3 separate regions of the Homo sapiens genome follow, and all the other regions are linked to region 3. Evidence: chromatin contacts called from ENCODE Hi-C data. All regions are on one chromosome and are shown on one strand. Each heading gives the region's core, a stretch centred on a gene start or an enhancer-like site at or near the end of the contact. The rest is flanking DNA. Distances are from core to core; before and after follow the strand shown.

Evidence for each region. Hi-C counts contacts between places; a loop is a spot of excess contacts on that map. Pooled maps may share reads with other maps.
Region 1: a map of naive thymus-derived CD4-positive, alpha-beta T cell shows a loop between it and region 3 (33-fold over the local background). The contact joins the promoter of RWDD3 here to the enhancer-like site in region 3. A Hi-C loop is called at or near these places in 1 of 168 maps with a recorded cell type or tissue (naive thymus-derived CD4-positive, alpha-beta T cell), 1 of 37 single-sample maps with no recorded cell type and 6 of 50 pooled maps.
Region 2: a loop to region 3 is called in a pooled map, with 12 times the contacts of the local background. The contact joins the promoter of ALG14 here to the enhancer-like site in region 3. A Hi-C loop is called at or near these places in 5 of 50 pooled maps.

Annotation. Positions count from the first base shown.
Region 1 is chr1:95,232,375-95,236,734 of GRCh38, reverse strand. RWDD3 (RWD domain containing 3) reads right to left here and starts at 2,525. Exons shown (of 4, transcript NM_015485.5): 1 at 2,420-2,525. The coding sequence starts at 2,504. The region is part of intron 7 of TLCD4-RWDD3 (TLCD4-RWDD3 readthrough); the gene reads right to left. RWDD3-DT (RWDD3 divergent transcript) reads left to right here and starts at 2,753. Exons shown (of 4, transcript NR_125949.1): 1 at 2,753-3,035. RefSeq lists silencers at 2,065-2,244, 2,455-2,784.
Region 2 is chr1:95,069,791-95,074,242 of GRCh38, reverse strand. ALG14 (ALG14 UDP-N-acetylglucosaminyltransferase subunit) reads left to right here and starts at 1,292. Exons shown (of 4, transcript NM_144988.4): 1 at 1,292-1,480. The coding sequence starts at 1,345. RefSeq lists enhancers at 1,171-1,530, 1,771-1,850.
Region 3 is chr1:98,868,907-98,873,575 of GRCh38, reverse strand. No RefSeq gene overlaps it. Among named protein-coding and RNA genes, the nearest start is that of PLPPR5-AS1, 130 kb to the left of the region's middle. RefSeq lists an enhancer at 1,884-2,003. Within about 2 kb of position 1,920, at least 7 of the 41 ENCODE cell types and tissues checked have a DNase peak (open chromatin) inside an H3K27ac peak, as active enhancers do.

The DNA.
Region 1 (4,360 bases), core at 1,276-3,775, 3.6 Mb after region 3:
TTCAAATAGCTGCCTCAGGCAGAAGTAATTATCAATAAAGAGAACAGTGGAGACAGAGAGGGAGATGGTGAAGAATTATCCAATCAGAAGAGGGATGACAAGAAAACACTAAAAGTGAGTAAACCCCTTCATATGGATTTTAAACAATTGTTTCAAAAGATACAAGTCAGGCTGGGCACTAAAAAGAAAGCAACTCCATTACACTAATAGGTGCATAGTGCCTGGAACATAACAGTGCCCAATGAGTGGATGTGAGTGGATGAATGCAAGAAGGAATAAATGGAAGTCAACTCCCTGTCCTTCAGTGAATAACACACCCAATGGATATCATGAAGGATCTTAATCTTAAATGGTTTTCTCACAACATCCAGCCCATTTTTAGACTACTTTTTTTTTTTTTTTCTGAGACAGAGTTTCACTCTTGTTACCCAGGCTGCAGTGCAATGAATGGTGAGATCTTGGCTCACTGCAACCTCCGCCTCCCGGGTTCAAGTGATTCTCCTGCCTCAGCCTCCCGAGTAGCAAGGATCACAGGCGTGTGCCACCATGCCCAGCTAATTTTTGTATTTTTAGTAGAGATGGGGTTTCGCCATGTTGGCCAGGCTGGTCTTGAACTCCTGACCTCAGGTGATCTGCCCGCCTCGGCCTCCCAAAGTGCTGGGATTACAGGCATGAGCCACGCGCCAGGCCTAGACTACCTTCTTAAAGGTTAACCAATTTATGGTCAGAAAGCCAATTTTAATGGTAGCTACAATATAACATTAGAACGATAAATCTCATGCCCCAAACATGTACATAATGTATCTGAAAGCTAAGTGAAAACTGAGTCACTTTCTCATACATGGCAGTGTTTTTTCTTTTTTTTTTATTCAATAGAAGCCACATACAGGGACAGTAAGTTTCACCTATCATCAAAAAATAGTCAAAAGAACCTCTCTACACTGTAAGCTCCTAGAGGCCATGGGTAGCGGTGTCTCTGAAACCCTGACAAAGTCTGTAGGCAGCAGGGATTCAATAAATGTGGGCTAAATGACTAATAAAGCCCTCAAGAGCTTGTTTAAAAAAAAGTATCAGAAGGCCAGGCACCTGTGGCTCACGCCTGTAATCCCAGCACCTTGGGAGGCCGAGACGCGCGGATCACGAGGTCAGGAGATTGAGACCAGCCTGGCCAACATGGTGAAACCCCGTCTCTACTAAAAATACAAAAAATTAGCCAGTCATGGTGGCAGGCGCCTGTAGTGCCAGCTACTCGGGAGGCTGAGGCAGGAGAATGGTGTGAACCCAGGAGGTGGAGCTTGCAGTGAGCCGAGATCGCGCCACTGCACTCCAGCCTGGGGGACAGAACAAGACTCTGTCTCAAAAAAAAAAAAAAAAAAAAAAAAAGGCCGGGCGCAGTGGCTCACGCCTGTAATCCCAGCACTTTCGGAGGCCGAGGCGGGCGGACCACGAGGTCCGGAGATCGAGACCATCCTGGCTAACACGGTGAAACCCTGTCTCTACTAAAAAAAAAAATACAAAAAATTAGCCGGGCGTGGTGGTGGGCGCCTGTAGTCCCAGCTACTCGGGAGGCTGAGGCAGGAGAATGGCGTGAACCCGGGAGGCGGAGGTTGCAGTGACCCGAGATCGCGCCACTGCACTCCAGCCTAGGCGACAAAGCAAGACTCCGTCTTAAAAAATAAAAAATAAATAAAATAAAATAAATAAAATTCAGCCAGGCATGGTGGCACGCGCCTGTGATCCCAGCTACTCGGGAGGCGGAGGCTGCAGTGAGTCCAGATGGATCCACTGCACTCCAGCCAGGGCAACAAGAGAGACTCCACCTAAAAAAAAAAAAGTATCAGAAAAGCAATCAACTTGGAAATAGAATGCAGATAAAGTTGAGGTTGAGCACTGGATAAATGAAAAAGTTCAGTCAACAAACATTTACCTACTACCTACCAGGTGCCTGGAGTCATTACCAAACAGACCCTGCCCTCCTGCAACTTAAGACCTACAAATACCCGTGTAGAGTTAGAACCGGGGAGTGCTCTCGGGGGGGCCTAGGGCATAGTGCTTAGGAAGGACACAGAACAACGAGGGGGCGTCAGCACAGGCTTCTTTATAGGGTGAGATCTGAGGGGTGGGAGGCTGGGGGAGGGCCTGGGGGTGCGCACGCAGGGGCCCCCGGCTCCGGGAGCGGGACCGGCGGCAGAGGCCCCAGTGGGCCGCGCCGCTCTCTTAGTGTTTCTGGGGTCGCCTCACACTCCCGCCCGCTGCGACACCACTCCGGCCTCCGGGCGTGTCATTCCATCATTCAACTAACCCGGTCCCCATACGTGGGCCCAGGCGGGGTGCCCAGGCTCCGTGGTGGGGAGGAGACGCAAAGCGAACGCGGGTGGCCCCTGAGGGCGCCCTGTCCCTCCCGCGCGCGGGTAGTCACCTGAGCGGCTCAGCACCTCCCACTCGTGGGGCCTGCAGAAAATCGCGGCCAGGACCGAGAGCTCCTCCTGCACAGGCTCCGCCATGGCTGTGGGCCCCACCGCCTCAGCGCTTCCCCTTCCGCTGCCGCAGCCGCCGCCTCCACCGGCCAGGAGCAGCACTGCCCGCGGCCACCCGGGGGCGCCCCGCGCCTCCGCAACCGGGCGGGACGGGGGCGGGGCGAGACGGAGCTGGGGCGAAGCGAAACGGGACGTGGGCGAGGCGAGTCCGGGCGAGGGTCAGGGCAGACGGGGCGGGCGGGGCCCTTAGAAGTTCCGCCCAGAAGCTCCTGCTCAGTAACTACAGACGCGAAGCTCAGCCTCTCGGTTTGGGAATTTTCTTGGAGGCCGAGGCCCTGCGCCTCTGTCTGCACCCAAGGCGACCGCCCAGCTTACCCCCGGCTCTTCTGAGCACAGGGAGGCCTCCCAGCAAAGCCTGAACCCTCTAAGTTTAGCTGCAGGCTTCGAACCCCGACCGTCCCCGCCGAGCCTTGGGCTGCTGAGGTGGGGATGAACTGGGCGAAAGACACTTGGGAGTTAGGAAGAAACAAACAAGCAGGGAAGTGACCAGGAGACAAGGTGAGACTTTGCCCGGCTCAGGTCTGAACTGAGTGTTGGAGATAACCACAGTTAACAAAATAAACAAAATTATTCGCCCCCGTGGAGCTGTTAGCAACCCTGGTGCCTGGGAAGCCTGGAAGAGGCTCGGGTTAGTAACAACCTCCAGGATGCCCTCCGAACTGGTACTGGCGCCGGGACTCTAGACAAGGTCCAGATTCCCGGGCCCTTCCCCTTACGGGTGCAAAAAGGGAGGGTCAGGACCTGCCAGTCCTGGCTTCAGGATGTTGACTGGACGGACCTGGACTCATGGGAACTGTGCGCCAAAGTCCTGGGAGCAAAGTGTCATAACGCTCCTCGTTTGTCTCTTGCCTTCACAGGAGACAGCCCTGCTGCAAGCGGCCAGTGGGAATCCTTGGCCTTTGGGGGTATGATCCAAGAATGTAAACGCTAGCTTTTCAGTGTTTTCGATTTCGTGATATTCAATGCATACAATACAATGTGACTCTTGAAGCTTAATAATAAAATTATCATTCTTGAGCCCAGCACCTAAATTTTAAAATGTGAGCAATACCAATAGGGTAACAGAATAAGCAATCCATTCTGTTTTGACTATAGTGAACAAGATTACAAGACTTATCTGCAGTTAGGTCTGTCTCTCGGATGTTTGCCTGGTCTTTTTGCTGTTCAAATAACAGTTTAAAATTTGGCAGTCCCCACAAGCAGCTGGTCTTGCTCATGGAGTTCTCACAACTTTTGTTTGTATGAGAAATCACATTTCATGAGATAAATCTGGGAATTTAGGTTGTTAGGCAGTGACTCCAGTCACTGACCTACGGAAGTCAGAACAAAGTTGGCTGATTTTAAAACCCTGCATCCATTCACCATTACCATTCCCGCTGTTGGTAAAAAAGGAATCTGATAAAGGAAAAGATACTGGCTTCCCGGAACAGAAAGGAAACCTAACAAGATGGACTGCAGGGAAAATGCTTTTCAGAAGATGCCATGGGATTTCAGTGACCCCGAGTAATTAGGAGCACATAATTGGGAAGATGAAGGCTTATTTAAATGCAGTTATCTCTGATATGGCCAATTGGCTTGAAGAAAAAAAAAACTCCTTTATTTCCAAAATAACAGACGTTCCAGCAGTTCAGTAGGTTCATAATTAACTGCTAAAGAGATTGAACAAAAGAATACGTTTTTAATTTAAAATATTACTAAGTTATTTTAATTCGAAATCCAGTGTTACTATGAAAAGTCAAACAATTTGGTTTTTGACTTATTTATTGAAAATAATCTATAAAATAGGCTGGGCGCAGTGGCTCATGCCTGTAAGCCCAGCACTT
Region 2 (4,452 bases), core at 43-2,542, 3.8 Mb after region 3:
GAATGGACACGCTGGTTACATAAGCTAATCCCAGGTGCCCGATCCCCGGAAATTCTGATTCAGTGTTTCCTAATGGACCCTGGGAGTCTGCACCTTTAATAACACATTCTAGGCTCCAGGTAAGTGTGGTGATCAGGCAAGTTTGAATTTAGCAAAGGAATACAGGATGCAGTACTCCTGTCCAGCAGGACTCAGATTTCTGGTTTCTGATTCTAGATCTGACGCTATTCCACTTGGGCAAGCAGTTGCACCTTTCTGAACCTTTTTACTCATCTGTATACCTGTTCAATATAACCTACAGGTAGGTCTATGGTGGACCGAAGGCAAATTATATTTGGGGTGAAGGGGCTCCTGATCTTAGTATTTTATGTTGTCGTAATGTGGATTAATTAGACATAATTAATTTATTAACAATTAATTAATTAGACATAAGCAAAATTGAGATTGAAGGGGGTGTTGGCAGATCATCATTTTGGCTGAGGACATGAGAAACACACTGGAAATGCTTTGTGATAAAATTAACTGAATATTAATTGTAGGACTGTGCCTTGTCTATCCTGCTACCTAGAGCCACTGAGCTTTGCAATCCTCTTAGGAGTGTGGCTTACCTTTAGGTGGTCACCCTCAACTACTCTGGTCACACTGAGAGCTGTGAAAACCTCGAGAAAAGTTAAAAACATACATGTTGGGAGACAGGGGGTTTGGATGAGGGCCCTAAATTCGATGTTTAAGCCTAGGGTCCTTACTGGCGAACACTTTCAGTAATGTCTGTGTGCAACAGAAACATTTCTCTTGGCATTAAAAAAAAAAAAAGAAAGAAAGAAAGGATGTATTCCCTTAGCTTCAGGTGGCATTCACGAAGTTGACAGAGCCAGAACACCTCCTAACTGGGGAGTTTCGGGACCTTTAGGGCGCAGAGACTGCCTGACCTCGTCGTGGGCGTAAATCAAGCTTCCCCAGCGCTTAACTTTACAATTTTCAGCTTACGCTTGGCTGCAGCTGCGCACAATCCGCGCAGAAGCAGGGGTTCCGCTGACAAACGTGAACGTACAGAACGTAGAAACCTTTTAACGCTAATATGCAGTTTCCCTGTATGGCTGTTGTGCATTATTAATCTAGGTATTGCGTATTTAGTTTAGGAAACACGAATACTACATGATAAATGAGGTAAAATGGATTGTGACTGGGACCTCAGCTTCTCCGTCGCCTCCACTCCTCCCAGCTCAGGAAAGACCAGCCCACCAAGACGTGCGTCCTCCGCGTTTGAGTCGCTTCGGCACCCGTAGTTGTGAACTTTGACAGCGGCTGGTCCCCGGAAGTTGGACGCATGCGCCGTTTCTCTGCATGGTGTGCGTTCTCGTTCTAGCTGCGGCCGCAGGAGCTGTGGCGGTTTTCCTAATCCTGCGAATATGGGTAGTGCTTCGTTCCATGGACGTTACGCCCCGGGAGTCTCTCAGTATCTTGGTAGTGGCTGGGTCCGGTAAGTATCGAGGAGGCGACTGTCGGACTTGGGTTGGTCACTACAAACCCCAGAGTGCACCGCGACGCTCTTCCCTGGTACCCTTAGCACTTCTTGGAGTGTTGCATGCAGAGATTTGTAGTTTCTCTGCCTTGCCGGAACCGGGCAGTCCAGCCAGGGTAGGGGCTGGTTTGCTGACGCGGCCCAGAGGTTTTTTTTATGACAAGTAATTTACACTTGTCTATAATTAAGACTCTCTGTAGCGTATATTTTTCAAACAATTAGTGAACAGAGAACGTAGAAGCCTTTTGATGCAAACATGCAGTTTCCCCGTATGGCTGTTGTGCATTATTAATCTAGGTATTGCGTATTTAGTTTAGGAAACACGAATGCTACATGACAAATGAGGCAAAATGAATTGTCACATTTATAAATATACAAAGTCCAAGAGGATAAAAACAATGATCTACGGGCTGTAGAACAATACACACGCGGTGGCAGAGTGTGAGCAACACACTGACCTGTCAGGTAATACAATCTAAATCCACCAACTCTGTAGGTGCTTACAATTTTAAATACACATATTTGACAGGGACAGACAGACACACACAGACACAATGTAAACATTTGGGTATGGCAGGAGATTGCATCCAGATAGAACATGTATAGTATGAGTAAATGTACTAAGTTTATGTTCAAGTATAACGCATTACTTTATTCACTTAATCTGTTTTGAGCTGTTAGAAAGACCAAACACTAAACTAACCTCTGGAAATAACAAAACTGACTAACATTACTTGCCACGGAGTGCTGACTCCGTGCTAAGTCCTGTGAGAGATGCAAAGATACAGCAGTAAATGAAATAGAGAATACAAAAAAACTAACAGAAAATAAATCAAAATGAGTATTTGCCACAATGAGATAAATGCTATAATCTTGTAATAATTGTGTAAGAAGTACAAATTGCTATGGCAGTCTTCAGGAAGGGCACTACTTTATCAGGTCTTAAAAAACAGACAGCTTCCTGGAAGAAATGATGCTAAACTGAAACTTGAAAGATGACCCAGAATTAGTCAGATGAGGGACAGCCAGGGTTTCGAGGGCTGGGAGGATGTGAAAAGAAGGTGATAACACTTGGAATGACCAGAGTTGAGAGAACACTATCGTGTAGAGTTCAATGTAGGGAGGTAAACTGAGTCCAGATTGTAAAGAGTATTTAAAATCTTGCTTTTTTTCTTTTTTATACAGAGTCTCACGCTGTTGCCCAGGCTGGAGGGCAGTGGCGCAGTCTCAGCTCACTGCAACTCCACCTCCCAAATTCAAGCCATTCTCCTGCCTCAGCCTCCCGAGTAGCTGGGATTACAGGCGCACCACCACACTCAGCTAATTTTTGTATTTTTAGTACAGACAGTGTTTCACCATGTTGACCAAGGCTGGTCTTGAACTTCCGACCTCAAGTGATCCTCCTGCCTCAGCATCCCAAAGTGCTGGGGTTGCAGACGTGAGCCACCCCTGGCCTAAAATCCTGCTTTATAAAGCAATTGCTGCTACTCCACTGTTGATATCATGTAGGGGTTAAGACCACAGGCCTCTAGGTTGTCATAACACCACACATGAATCACATTTCTGCCACTTACTACCTTGGGGATCTCAGGCAATTAGTTAACCTCGCTGAACCTTCTGTTTCTACATGGGTTGAGAGAGGACAGGAGAGATTAAATAGGATCATATTTAAAGTGTTTAGGCCGGGCGTGATGGTTCACACCTGTAATCTCAGCAATTTGGGAGGCCGATACAGGCGGATTGCTTGAGCTTAGGAGTTGGAGACCAGCCTGGGCAACATAGTGAAACCCTGTCTCTACATTAAAATAAATAAATAAATTAGGTGGATGTGGTGGCATGCACCTATAGTCCCAGCTATTTGGGAGGCTGAGGTAGGAGGATCACTTGAGTCTGGGAGGTGGAGGTTGCAGTGAGCTGAGATTGTGCCACTGCACTCCAGCCTGGTTGACAGAGTGAGACCCTGTCTCAAAATGAAATAAAATAAAATGATATAATCAAAAGCTTAAATTAAAAAATAAAGTGTTCAGTAAAGTGCTTGACATATAGTGTCAACCTAAAATAATCAAAGGGCTCAATATCCAGTTAGAAGAGTTTATTCAAGCACAAAGCGTGAGATTGGGTGTCTGGGGAGCAAACCTATACCAAAGAATGTAATCAGTGCTCCCCATGTGGGGAAGAATGAAGGTAGTTTGTATACGCAAGAACAGAGATGCTGAACAAAATTACAATATTTTCCATACAAAGGCCAACATACAGATACAAGATTTGGTTGGCTACTGTAAGGGCCAAGGGGAAACTTCCCTTTTGCCCTCTGAAGTTTCACTGAAAATCACTGATGAGGCAGAAATAATAGGAGAAAAGGCATACAAATTTATGAAGCATATATGAAAGTGTTCTGAATGAAGACCCAGAGATACAAGGGAAATGGTCTGTTTTTATGCTTAGGTTCAGCAAAGTATGGACAGCCATGTAGAATTATGACTGGACAAAAGGGTATAATTTAATGCTAATAGACAGTAGGGAAGCCCAGCAAGGCCTGTCTAGATTTTTCTTGGTCTCTCTGAGCATGCATTCCTTTCCTTCTGGATGTGGGGTAGGGCCCTCTCTGGAATGGGGGTCTTATGACCTACCGTCAAACAAGGTAGATCAGATAATTTTTTTAATTTAATTAATTAATTTTAAAAATAGAGATGGTGTCTTGCTATGTGTGCCAGACTGGTCTTGAACTCCTGGCCTCAAGCAATTCTCCTGCCTTCCAAAGCGCTGGGATTAAAGGTGTGAGCCACCTCGCCCAGCTCCCCAGCTCGGATAATTTCTTTATGGCCAGTTTTTACACAGAAAGGTGGAGTAAAATTAGAGTAGTATTTTTAGGTTTTATGACCAGCTTTTGGGAGAAGGAGTTCTTGGTTTCTGTGACCCGCCCTGGGGAA
Region 3 (4,669 bases), core at 671-3,170:
AACTCCGCCTTTCCATCATGGCCTGAGCTAGATTTTCAGGCTAAATTTGGAATGCTCTAGGCCAAGAGAAAGGGTCCATACAGATGTTCAGAGGGGATCAGCATTTTATTTTTGATTTATAAGAGTAACTTTACAATGCAGAAACATGACAAATACTACCTCAACCAGATGATCAAAAATAATATTAATAGCCATAAATCATGTTTATAGTATGTACCCTTCATGTGAAGCACTGAGAATGGCACTTTACCTCTGTAGTCTTCTCAAAACCATAAACCCAATCTAATCATGAGAAAAATATCAATCACATCTCCATTAAGAGACATTCTACAAAATACCTGGTTAGTACCCCTCAAAGTGGTCCAGATCATCAAAAACAATGAAAGCCTGGAACACTGTCATGGCCAAGAAGAGTAAGAAATAAGACAAGCAAACGTAATATGGTATCCTAGATAGGATCCTGGAGCAGAACAAGGACATTAGGTAAAAACTAAGGAAATCAGAAATAAGTATGGACTTTAATTAATAATGTATCACTGAGTTCATTAACTATGAAACACTTGCCAGGTTAATGTAGAATATCCAAAATAAGGTAAACTGGGTTTACTAGGGTATATGGGAATTCTCTTATATCACATTCACAAATTTTTGTATGAATTTTGTGAACCTATTCTAAAATAAAGTTTACTTAAAAATAATGCTTATTATATTAAAATTTTTAAAAACTGTTTTTAAAGATTAGTCAGTGCATCTTCTTCTTGCTGAACTGCCTGAATGTCACAGAAGACTTCCTTTACTATCCAGACTTCAACATCATCTATTGTTTGTTATCAGTTACTCATAAAAATGCCTAAAATCTACTTGGCAGCCTCTCTATGAATATTCATTTACATATTAAGAACTAGACATTGTTGGCCGGGCGCAGTAGCTCACGCCTGTAATCCCAGCACTTTGGGATGCCGAGATGGGAAGATCACGAGGTCAGGAGTTCAAGATCATCCTGGCTAACACGGTGAAACCCCGTCTCTACTAAAAATACAAAAAATTAGCCAGGCGTGGTGGCGGGCGCCTGTAGTCCCAGCTACTGGGGAGGCTGAGGCAGCAGAATGGCGTGAACCCGAGAGGCGGAGCTTACAGTGAGCCGAGTGCACCACTGCACTCCAGCCTGGGCGACAGAGAGAGACTCAGTCTCAAATAAATAAATAAATAAATAAAATTAAAAACTAGACATTGTTGAGAGAGTTGATGAAAAATTAAGAATAATAAAGGGAAACAAGGCTCATGTCTCCCTTAAAGGAACAGGGCTTGCTGCCAGGCTGCAATTCATTTCTAGCACAGCCCTAAATAGGATGCTATTTGTGTGATTTCCATCTCCCTACACTGAAAACAATGGATGAGTTAATTAACCCTCTACACACCCTGAAAACTTGTTCTTTCAAGCATGGATTTTTGACTTCCGACAGGTTTGGAGTGAGACAAATTTGAGTACAGGGCCCTTCCCGTCCCAGGGCAGCCAATTCTCAGTCCTATTTGTTTTTCAACATGAAAGGCTTATTCCAAGATCTACCAAGTATCCTGGGAAATTGGTCTGGGAACCTGCTTAGCTCTACTATTCCTGCCTTATACATAAGTCAAGAAGCTCCAAAGGGTAGCATTTTGATAAATCATTCTTAGTTCATTTTGCCACAACTCTATGTCCCAAGCCCTCGTGGTTTTGTTTTTATTTCTGATTTTATGGCAGACATTGTTAATCTATCACTGAATCCATTCTCACTGAGTAGGCCAGATAGGCAGACAGGCTCATTTCCTGTTTTCATGTGGTTTAGAGAAAAGATCAAAAGCCCTTTACTCAAACTGTAGCTTACCTAACTTCCAGCCAATCAGCAACAAAAAACCCAAGAAGCTATTAACCACAAGTTCCTGCTTTAGGGGGATAGGGACTTCCCTTCGGCTCCACATGTGCAGGTAGCCTTAAACTTTAACTTATAATTGCCCCTCCCCCTCATTTTAATACTAAAAGTCACACAGCCAGTAGTGGAGATTTAAAACGGTAATATTACATGTGGTGTATGAAGAAACATGTAGAGCCATTGCACAAGTGCTAGAAAAAACCCTCCTATACATGCCCTGATGAAATCCTTCCCTATAGAAAGTCCGCATAAAACAAATCCACATACTACCCTCCAGGAGCAGCCTGCCCTTTTCCTTTTGTGGTGCCGACTTCCTTGTGCACAAGCTAAAATAATGCTTTCTCTTTCTCTATGCTGCTATATCTAGTGATCTCTCTTGATTTCTATTGTCATCTTTCTTGAGACATTACAAGAACAAAGGGCACTGATAACACCTGTATGCAGCTTCAGAATCAGGCTTAACTCAGCAACTCAGTGGATAGGGAAGGCACGATTGGCTCAGGCTGGAATCAGGTGGACCTATCTTCCTTATCAGCAGATGAGCAATTATATGAGAAGTCATGATTTACTCTAATGACATTATGTCTTCTCTGGAAGGAAAAAAATTAATCCTAGAGACAGAGCGCCTCAAAGCCAGGATATCGTAAGTGTATTGACAGCTGAACTCAGACAAAATTATGGACGAGACTAAATTAAGTTTCAAGTCTCCTCCCACATGCCCACCTCTTAGTTTCTCCATAATTAAGCCTGCTTGGAGTGATTACCATACTTCATTCCCTTCCAAAATATATTTTTTCTTCTATTTCCTCCACCACAAAACTTAGTAATTTATAGACTCATTGCTTTAAAAATAACCTTTCGGCCTTAGCACACCTTAGACATTTAAGAAAATGCTGGCTTATCTGATAAGTGGGGAAAAAAGTGTCAAGAAAAAAATGCTCATTAGATGCAAGGAGTGCTTCCAATTAGGTAGTTAAATATGCTGAATCCTGTAAATCTTTGTATAGCAACACATGGCAGATTATAACTGCTGGGATGACCCTTACATATAGTGAATATGAAATAGTCAAACAGTAAAGTCCTAGCTAGGTGGCTGGGTGGCACTCCGTTTTAAGTAATTTTTAAAACCAACCACAATATCCCCACTGGGAAATTTGCTACACAGAAAGTGGCCACTGTTTACAGCCATTGGTCACTCTCCAACCCAACAACTCATTTATTCTTCATAACTCTTATCAATATGCAGAAATATTTACTTGTATTATTATTATTTATTACATATGTTCCCTTACTAGAATTTAAGCTTCAAGAAAAAAAGAACCTTGACCATGACTAGATCCTTAGGAACTAAATAAATATTTGTTGAAAGAATAAATGAATCTAAAACCCAAGCCTTTGACAGTACCCCATAATTAAAGCCAGAGATAATTATAGAATCCCATTCTTCTTAGCTACTGAGAAAATTTTAGAAGATACTTTATCAATGTATATGTATAATACATATATTATATACAAATATATGCACATTTTACATAAAGACCAGAAAATATGATGGTATAACTTAATGTTGAAGAGAAAGAAAGGGGCAAAGGGAAAGGCGGCTTTTTAGACACTAAGTAAAATTTGGCCACTTGGTAATTTTCCCTTAGGTAGGACCTCATCAGAAAGCCTACTTAATTTAATGCAGTTGAGATTTTTCCAGGTGTCAGCCTTCATGCTGATGATATTTCTCAAAACTTCTTATTATATCTTTCAAAATAAGCAATTCCAACTTCTTTACTCATCCTTTAGGAGTCCTGTTGTTTCTTCTCTATTGGATCCAGCTATGAATTACTCTGGCACTTGAGATTTCACTTGCACCTTATATCAGAGACTGTGAAAGCAAATGCTTACAAGACCAGGAAGATAACAATAATGAGTGATACCTTGGTCTTTTTGTGAAAATGTTTTTCATTGTATGAATGAGGGGTATGTACCCACACAGAGTGGTGGAGGTTGCTATGTGTAGCTCCTGTCAATTGTTGTGATACCAGAATTAAGACCCTCCACCACCGGATCATCTAATATTTCAAGAGAATCCAGAAATCTGGATTGTATGAGAAAATTATAGTCTTCAGTTGGATTGATTTTTATAAACCACTTGAGGATACACAAGTTAGGTCTATGTATCCAGTGCAACATGCTATCAGTTGTTTTTCAATTCTAAAATAATGATACTCTGGTTACTTTTCTCAAGACATATGCAGACTTTGGCTCTCTAAGACCTTTGACTAGCTGTGTTAGGACACATTAGTCTACCAGACTGTGTGGGGCAAGCAACATATCATGCAGCACCCTCGTTTAATAGTGATTACAGCAGTTTCACCCAGCTCATGTAAATGCCTAAGACAGTCCTGGCTATTGGCAATACTGTAGAATATTAGAATGACCTTGCCTTTCGTCTGGGTCATACACTGATTTTATATACATATATGAGTTTTCTGTGTTGGTTCCTTATTACAGACCTTCTTGCCTTCTTTTCAGCTTGTTGGCATTTGAGCCAATGCTATGGCCCAGCCATGTTATAAAATCATAATGATTCCCAATTACCTAATATGTGAAGTGTTGGGTACTTTTTCCCTTCAGGGTTTTTCATAGCTAGTAATGTAATAAACTATGTTCAATTTGGCCCATTCATTGTACTTGAAGAGGATGATATATATTCCATACCTGAACTATTGATTATTCATTAAAATTCAGCCCTTCCTTTTCCCCTGATT